Regions from separate parts of the Homo sapiens genome. Here region 1 is linked to region 2. A link is a loop called in an ENCODE intact Hi-C map of the cell type or tissue named here. Cell type or tissue: body of pancreas. All regions are shown on one strand. Each heading gives the region's core, and the rest is flanking DNA. Links, peaks and the distances in the headings are about the cores only.

Region 1 (4,385 bases), core at 200-4,199, 52 kb after region 2:
CAGCATTGGATACAGACCAGCCAACAGATAATTACTGGAGCCTGAACCACCTGCCAGGAGTTGGGATGTATGGGTTGCTATGGACATGCAAACGCTAGCATTGAACCTGCGATGGGGGGAGGCATCCATCTTACTGTAAACATCCAAGGAGTCAAATCTTTGCCATGATTATTTCCACAGGGTAGACCTGAAAGTTAATGTATGAGTCAAAGCATGTGTTCATTTTTTTTAAAGGCTTTTGAAGATAATTGTCAAATTGCTGTCCTGCAAATATTTGTTGAAGGAGCAGAGGGAAGCAGGGAGTAGAGAGATGGGATCTCTGAAAGGAAAAAACAAAACATACCATTTTCGTGGATGGCTGAGTGGGGAGGGCTGGACCCATGCTGCCACCATGTCTTCTTTTTAAATTTTTTTAAAATTATTTTTTAAAACTTCGCTGGGTCCAAAAATTTTTTAAAATAATTTTTTAAAAATTTAATATACATAGTAGTTATACATATTTATAGGGTACATGAGATGCTTTGATACAGGCATGCAATGTGAAATAAGCACATCATGGAGAATATAGTATCCATCCCCTCAAGCATTTATCCTTTGAGTTACAAATAATCCAATTACATTAAGTTATTCAAAAATATACAATTATTCACTGTAGTCACCCTGTTGGGCTATCAAACAGTAGGTTTTCTTGTTGGTTTTTTGTTTGTTTGTTTGTTTTGTTTTGTTGTTTTTTGAGACGGAGTCTCGCTCTGTCACCCAGGCTGGAGTGCAGGGGCGCAATCTCAGCTCACCACAATCTCCACCTCCCGGGTTCAAGCGATTCTCCTGCCTCGGCCTCGTGGGTAGCTGGGATTACAGGTGTGCACCACCACACTCAGCTAATTTTTTTATATTTTTGGTACAGACAGGGTTTCACCATGTTGGCCAGGCTGGTCTCGAACTCCTGACCTCAGGTGATCTGCCCACCTCAGCCTCCCAAAGTGCTGGGATTACAGATGTGAGCCACTGCACCTGGCCAGTAGGTCTTATTCATTCTATTTTTTGTATCCATTAATCATCCCTACCTCCCCCTCACCATGTTCTCTGTCCTAGACAACGACCTGCAGCCCAGGGAGAGCAGAGAGAAAGGTTTGGGACAAATAAGCCTTAGTCATTACCATTTATTGGGCACCTACTCTAAGCCAGGCACTGTGCAAAGTGCTATAATGACATCACCTCCATGAATCCTCTGACAATCTTGAAAGGCAGGTTGTGTTCCCATTTCACAGATGTAGAAGCTAAGGCTAGAAAAGTTGTATAGTGGCCGGGTGCGTTGTCTCACGCCTGTAATCCCAGCACTTTGGGAGGCTGAGCTGGGCAGATCATCTGAGGTCAGGAGTTCATGACCAGCCTGGCCAACATAGTGAAACCCCATCTCTACTAAAAATACAAAAATTAGCCAGGCATGGTGGCAGGCTCCTGTAATCCCAGCTATTTGGGTGGCTGAGGCAGGAGAATCACTTGAACCCGGGAGGTGGAGGTTGCAGTGAGCTGAGATCGCACCACTGCACTCCAGGCCAGGCGACAGAACGAAACTCCGTCTCAAAAAATAAAAATTAAAAAAAAGAGAGAAAAGAAAAGTTGTATAGGTGTACACAAGTGTATAGAAATGTTGAGTTGAACCAACTCGGAGGCCTAGGGAGTGTCCCTCCATGCCCAGGGCATCTTGCTGGGAGAAGCTGGGGACCCCGGGATGACATCTGGCTACTGGACAAAGAGGCCTCAAGTGTGACCACCACCTCTGAGCATCCCCTGCTCTCATGTTTTTCTAGGTCAACCCTCTTAGCTGAGCCATGGGGGCCAGTGCTGAAAAGGAGAGCCCCAAGAGTGCAGCAGTCCTGTTTTGAATCCTGGCACCTCCCATTTCCCAGCTCTATGAGGTTGGGCAAGTCAATTCACTTTGCCTTAGCTTCTACATCTGTGAAATGGGAATGTGACCTGCCTTTCGAAGTTGCCAGAGGATCCCTTCAGTAACAGCTGCTGGACACCTGCTGTATGCCAGGCACGGGGCCAGGGCTGCATGATCAAAGACCTCCAGGGGCAGTGTGGACACAGGCTGGAGGGAGAGACTCCAGAGGAACTGGGAGGCCAGGTAGTGGCTGTCACAGAGGAGCAGTGAGAGAGAATGACCACTGACCCCAGCAGTGGGAGCAGGGATAAGGAGTAGATAACCGGACTTTGGTCCCTAAACTGAGACTGGGCTTAGGGTGGGAGAGGGAGGGGAGTAGAGACGTCAGGGGCTTCCATTTGAGGCCCAGATATCAGCCACCCCCTACCCCAAGCCAGCAGCAGAAAGAAGCAATGAAACTACCCCTTGCCCCCCGATAACCCCCCTACAAGCCACTTGGCAGCCTTACCCTTGCAGAAATGGGGGTGCTTTGACGACCTCCCATGGCTATATGAGGATGGGATGTCATGGAGGCCAGGAAGGCAGAAAAGGCTGTGTATGTTTCAAAGCCAGAATTCTCACTCTTCCCCTAAAATTCTCGAAAGAGCGACTGCAGTCTGGATGTGGGAGGGAGGCCTGCCCTGGTGGGTGGAGGAGGGTACGGAGGAGGGGCTCAGCCTCACCTGAGGGGCGAGGGGGTCGTCTCTCCCCACCTCTGGGAACAAGTTTTTCTTTTGTCTGTTTGTTGGTTATTTGGTTGGTTGATTGGGCTGGTGTACAATGTTTTGTTGCTGTTGTTTGTTTTTTGAGATGGAGTCTCTGGGTCACCTAGGCTGGTGTGCAGTGGCGTGATCTTGGCCTACTGCAACCTCTGCCTCCCAGGTTCAGGTGATTCTCCTACCTCAGCCTCCTGAGTAGCGGGGATTGCAGGCGCCCACCACCACATCCGGCTAATTTTTGTATTTTTAGTAGAGACAGGGTTTCGCCATGTTGGCCAGGCTGGTTTCGCACTCCTGAGCTCAGGTGATCTGCCTGCCTCGGACACCCAAAGTGCTGGGATTACAGGCGAGAGCCACTGCGCCTGGCCAGGCTTGTGTACAGTGAACTTGAGCTTCCTCAGTGCTGAAGACCTGGCTTGATCTGTGACCTTGGACAGGTTATTGCAAGCCGGAGTGTGCACTTGTGACCCAGGGGTTGGCGGGGCTGGGCTGAGTGCGGGGCAGGAAAGAGGGAACCAAATCTGGGAGACCAGCCCCTTCACCCTCTCTGTGCCCCTGCAGGTATTCGGAGGAGGAGATTCGGCAGAAAGTGGGGACATTCCGGCAGATGCTGATGGAGAAGGAGGGAGTGCTCACCAGGGAGGACCGGCCTGGGGGCCACATGTGAGTGCTTACCTGTGTGGGGATGAGGGAGAGGGGGTGCAGGCTCAGGCAGCAGCTGGGTACTAAAGGGGCCTGTCCAGGTGGCTTGGTCTGGTTGGGGCTCAGGTGAGGGGGTGGAGAGGAAGAAGATAAGGAGAAGGAGAGGAGAGCATGGTCTCTGCCCACTGGAAATGCTGGCCTGGCCCACGGACATCTGGACATCACCAAGGGCCTCCTCCTACCCTCCCTGGGTCCTACCTATGGCTCAGCAGTGGGAGGCATGGGGAAGGCAGCCCAGATCTCAGCTCAGGGGATTCTGAGCTGCAAATCGGAAGACCTCAGATATGCCCTGAACCCAACATTGTCTCTGGCCGACAAAGTGACCCCAGGCAAGCCCTGATGATTCCCTCCTATAGAAATGAAATTTGGGCAGGGTACAGTGGCTCAAGCCTGTAATCCCAGCACTTCGGGAGGCCAAGTCAGGCAGATCGCTTGAGGTCAGGAGTTCGAGACCAGCCTTGGCCAACACGTCGAAACCCTGTCTCTACTAAAAATAGAAAAGTTATCCGGGCATAGTGGCACATGCCTGTAATCCCAGCTACTTGGGAGGCTGAGGCAGGAGAATCGCTTGAACCCGGAAGGCAGAGGTTGCAGTGAGCCGAGATCCTGCCACTGTACTCCAGCCTGGTCAACAGAGCGAGATTCCATCTCAAAAAATAAAATAGAATAAAATCAAATAAAATTCAGAGTAAGCACACACTCTGGGATGTAAGAGCCCACACACCAAATCCCACTGCTACCATGACCAATGGCTTGGTGGCTAAAGAGGGTGTAAGACTGGGCATGGTGGCTCACACCTGTAATCCTAGTACTTTGGGAGGCCAAGGTGGGAGGATTGCTTGAGCTCAGGAGTTCGAGACCACCCTGAGCAACATGGTGAAACTCAATCTCTACAAAATACACAAAAATTAGCCAGGCATGGTGGCCTGGGCCTGTAATCCCAGCTACTCAGGGAGCTGAGACACGAGAATCACTTGAACCTGGAAGGCGGAGGTTGCAGTGAGCCGCGCCACTGCACTCCAGCCTGGGTGACAGAG
Region 2 (4,385 bases), core at 87-4,086:
ATTTTTAGCCCAGGCTGGAGTGCAGTGGCCTGATTCAGCTCACTGCAAATTCCGCCTCCCAGGTTCAAGTGATTCTCTTGCCTCAGCCTCCTGAGTAGCTGGGATTACAGGCACCACCACGCCCAGCTAATTTTTGTAATTTCGGTAGAGACGGGGTTTCGCCATGTTGGCCAGGCTGGTCTCGAACTCCTGGCCTCAAATGATCAGCCCGCCTCGACCTCCCAAAGTGCTGGGATTACAGGCATAAGCCACCGCACCCAGCCTTATTTATTTATTTTTAGAGACAGGGTCTTACTCTGTCACCCTGGCTGGAGTGCAGTTATGCAATCATAGCTCACAGCAACCTCGAACTGCTGGCCTCAAGGGATCCTCCTGCCCCAGCCTTCCAAGTAGCTTGAAGGTGTGTGCACTGCACTCAGCTAATTTTTATTTTTTTTAGTAGAGACAGGGTCTCACTATGTCGCCTAGGCTGGTCTCGAACTCCTTGGCTCAAGTGATCCTTCCACCTTAGCCTCCCAAAGTGCTGGAATTACATGTGTGAGCCACCGTGCTCAGCCAGATTACTGCACTTTTCAAAGATGTGCGTCACTGTCACTCCTGGGCTCAGGCTGAGAGCAGACCTGGATCTGCAGGAGACTTGATTTGAAGCTCCTCCAAGTGGGTGAGGCATAGGCTACTGCTGACAGCCATCCCTTCCCAGACTAGGATGACCTCAGGCTGGGATGGTGGCTGGACCATTAGGACTGTGTAACACCTTGGTGGTGAGAGGGGGTCCTAGGGCCGGGGGGCACATGTGAAGCTCTAGGCAGAAGCAGCAGAGGCCACAGCCTCAAAGTGTAGCCCCCTCCCCTTCTACATCACATCCCCAGATCTCAACAAAAGCTTTCTTCCTTCACATCCCCACGTCCCAAGAATGCGCAGCTTTTAAAAGACCCTAATGAGGGCAATGCTTACCCCAGAGCAATGGCCCCTGATGGTGGATTTACGAGCAATGGCGAGGAGAGTAGAAGGCTGGGAGGGAGGAGGGGCGAGCAGGGGAGGCTGCTGCCTCTGCTCATTTTTTATTAAAGATCTGCTTCAAGGTCAGCCCTGCCACAAGGGACTCCTCAATTTCCCAGGCTCTGCAGACAGAGAGGGAGATGTGCTGGGGGAGGGGAGGGAGATGGAGAGAAAGAGATCTGGATGGGCTAGGCAGAGGGGCACAAAGAGAAGAGAAGGAGGCTGCATGGTCCACAGGGGTCCCCCAGTATGATCCAGCAAAGTGCTGGACATGGGGGGTGCATCAGGGAGGTGCCGGAGGGAGTGAGGAGAGAAAAAGGAGGCCGATAGCATGGGAATGTTGATGGATTGGGCCAGCAGAAAAGAGTGGGTATTTAAGGTATTGGGACAGCAGAGCGACCAGGTTTTGTTTTTTGTTTTGTTTTGTTTGAGACGGGACCTCGCTCTGTTGCCCAGGCTGGAGTGCAGTGATGTGATCTCAGCTCACTACAGCCTCAACCTCCTGGGCTCAAGTGATCCTCCCAGCTCAGCCTCCCAAGTAGCTGGGACCACAGGTGCCTGCCATCATGCTTGGCTAATTTTTTTTTCTTTTCTTTTTTTTTTTTTTTTTTGAGACAGTCTTGCTCTGTCACCCAGGCTGGAGTGCAGTGGCGCTATCTAGGCTCATTGCAACCTCCGCCTCCTGGGTTCAAGTGATTCTCCTGCCTCAGCCTCCTGAATAGTTGGGATTACAGGTGCCTGCCACCATGCCCGGCTAATTTTTGTATTTTTAGTAGAGATGGGGTTTCACCATGTTGGTCAGGCTGGTCTCGAACTCCTGACCTTGTGATCCGCCCGCCTTGGCCTCCCAAAGTGCTGGGATTACAGGTGTGAGCCACCGTGCCCGGCCTTAATTTTTGTATTTTTTGTAGAGATGGGGTTTTGCCATGTTTCCCAGGCTGGTCTTGAACTCCTGGTTTCAAGCATTCCTCCTGCCTTGGCCTCCCAAAGTGCTGGGATTATAGGCGTGAGACCCCATATCCAGCCAAGGTTTTGTCATTCTCCAGATAAAAGGCACCACATGCATCATCAAATCCCTCTAGGCTATAACCATGAAATTTCTTTCTTTCTTTTTTTTTTTTTTTTTGAGATCAAGTCCCCCTCTGTCTCCCAGGCTGGAGTGCAGTGGTGCGATCTCAGCTCACTGCAACCTCCACCTCCCAGATTCAAGTGATTCTCCTACCTCAGCCTCCCGAGTAGCTGGGATTACAGGCACATGCCACCAGACCCAGCTACATTTTGTATTTTTAGTAGAAATGGGGTTTCATCATGTTGGCCAGGCTGGTCTCGAACTCTTGACCTCAGGTGATCCACCAGCCACAGCTTCCCAAAGTGCTGGGATCACAGGCGTGAGCCACCATGCCCAACAGAGAAGATTTCTAACAATAGAACTCATAGCAACCCTCAGAGACAAGTGTTATTAGCCCCATTTTACAGATGAAGAAACTGAGGCTCCAGGAGACTTTCCCAAGTCCACATGGCTACAAAGCAGCAAATCTGGCTCAGGTCCTGGGTCTGATTCCAGATCCCACTCATCCCATGGAGTCAGCCACATCCTCCCCACCTTTTGTGCCTGGCTTGAGACTCTCCCTCCAGTAATACCTCCCAGCTAAACGGGGTTTCACCATGTTGGCCAGGCTACCACAATTTTAAATAAAGAAAGAGGGGAAACTAGTGCTGGACAGGGAGACACTGTTTTATTTATTTTATTTTTTATTTTCAGAGACAAAGTTTCAGTTTGTCGCCCAGGCTGGAGTGCAGTGGCAGGATCACAGCTCACTGCAGCCTCAACCTCCTGGATCAAGCGATCCTCCTGCCTCTGCCTCTGAGTAGCTTGGACTACAGCTGTACACCACCAAGCCCAGCTCATTTTTATTTTATTTTTTTTAAAGAAACGGATACTCACTATGTTGTCCAGGCTGGTGAGACACTGTTTTATATGCAGATGTCTTTAAAAGGTTCATTGACCAAGTGCCATCTGAGCAGAGATTGCCTGTTCAGAGGGAGAGTGACTGGGGAGGGGGAGGACACAGGGCAGGGGTCTGGTATCAAGGCCTGGCCCAGGCAGACATTCTGAGGCTGCAGAAATGGGGACAGGGCTGGGCGCGGTGGCTCACGCCTGTAATCCCAGCACTTTGGGAGGCCGAGGCGGGCAGATCACCTGAGGTCAGGAGTTCGAGATCAGCCTGGCCAACATAGTGAAACCCCATCTCTACTAAAAATGCAAAAATTAAAAATTAGCCGGGCGTGGTGGTGGGTACCTGTAGTCCCAGCTACTCAGGAGGCTGAGGCAGGAGAATCGCTTGAACACGGGAGGAAGAGGATGCAGTGAGCTAAGATCATGCCACAGCACTCCAGTCTGGGAGAAAGAGTGAAACTCCATCTCAAAAAAAAAGGAAGAAAGAAACTCCATCTCAAAAAAAAAAAAAAAAAAAAAAAGAAGTGGGGACAGTCCCAGGAGATGGAAGGTCTAAAGGGCGAAGGGAGGAACTGGAGAATCCCACAGACTCACAGGTCTCTGACTTAGAGACCGGACTTGGGGCAGGGAAGTTTCTTGGGTCAGGGATCTAGAATGAAACAGACATCCCTGTACAAAGGTCCCATTGACGAGAGCTTGATGAAGGGACCCTGCACACAGGTGCAGATGAGGATATGAGAATGAACCAACAAGACATAGAGAAGCGGCCGAGGACTTAAATTACTGGGAAGCCGTTACCACTCCTAGGCTGTAGGGAGGAGGCTGAAAGCCAGAACTTGGCCAGAAGAACAGGAGGTGGAGAAGAGGGGCAGGAGAGGAACTCAGTAGGGGAATAAATCCCTAACTTATCTCTTCTCCCCTTCTCCTGGATCTGGCTTCTCCTGGTGATGCCTCCCCTTAGATGAACCCAACCGGACACCAAGAGCGAGGGAGCCTGGGTAATCGGACCACAGAGGCCAGCCTCCCTCCAAGGCCTAGAGCAGGGCAGAGCCGGAGCCAGAGGATCACACAGAGAAAAGCCAGCACAGATGGCGGTGCTGTTTTTTGAAACAAGTCGCACAAGGGGAGGAGCGCGTTTTGGGGAAATTAGCAGGCTGGGTGGGGAAACCAAGACAGAGTGTATCCCTATGAGCCAGGAGAAGGGAGCGCGAAGGGAGAGGGGGGAATATTGGGATGGAGAGGTGGCCTGGGATTCCGAGACTGGTAGAATGCAGAGTTCCAGGCAGCTGGAGAAGTTTGCTTGCAGCCAGCCTTTTTTTTTTTTTTTTCTGAGATAGAGTTTCACGCTGTCAACCAGGCTGAAGTGCAGTGGCGCGATGTCAGCTCACTGCAACCTCCGCCTCCCTGGTTCAAGCAATCCTCCCACCTC

Evidence for each region. A loop is a pair of places that touch in the nucleus more often than their neighbours do. Peaks named below come from ENCODE experiments on the same cell type or tissue, not always from the same donor. Only the 100,000 strongest peaks of a DNase experiment are listed, where the experiment ranks them.
Region 1: a loop joins it to region 2, with 1.9 times the contacts of the local background. A loop is called at or near these places in 4 of 110 quality-filtered maps.

The regions. Positions count from the first base shown.
Region 1 is chr7:76,244,981-76,249,365 of GRCh38, forward strand. SRRM3 (serine/arginine repetitive matrix 3) reads left to right here. Exons shown (of 15, transcript NM_001110199.3): 3 at 3,208-3,309. Among named protein-coding and RNA genes, the nearest start is that of SRRM3, 45 kb to the left of the region's middle. In body of pancreas, for the core only: no CTCF peak of the experiment used is centred there; a DNase peak (open chromatin) is centred at 2,061.
Region 2 is chr7:76,192,990-76,197,374 of GRCh38, forward strand. No RefSeq gene overlaps it. Among named protein-coding and RNA genes, the nearest start is that of SRRM3, 6.7 kb to the right of the region's middle. RefSeq lists an enhancer at 4,208-4,385. In body of pancreas, for the core only: no CTCF peak of the experiment used is centred there; no DNase peak of the experiment used is centred there.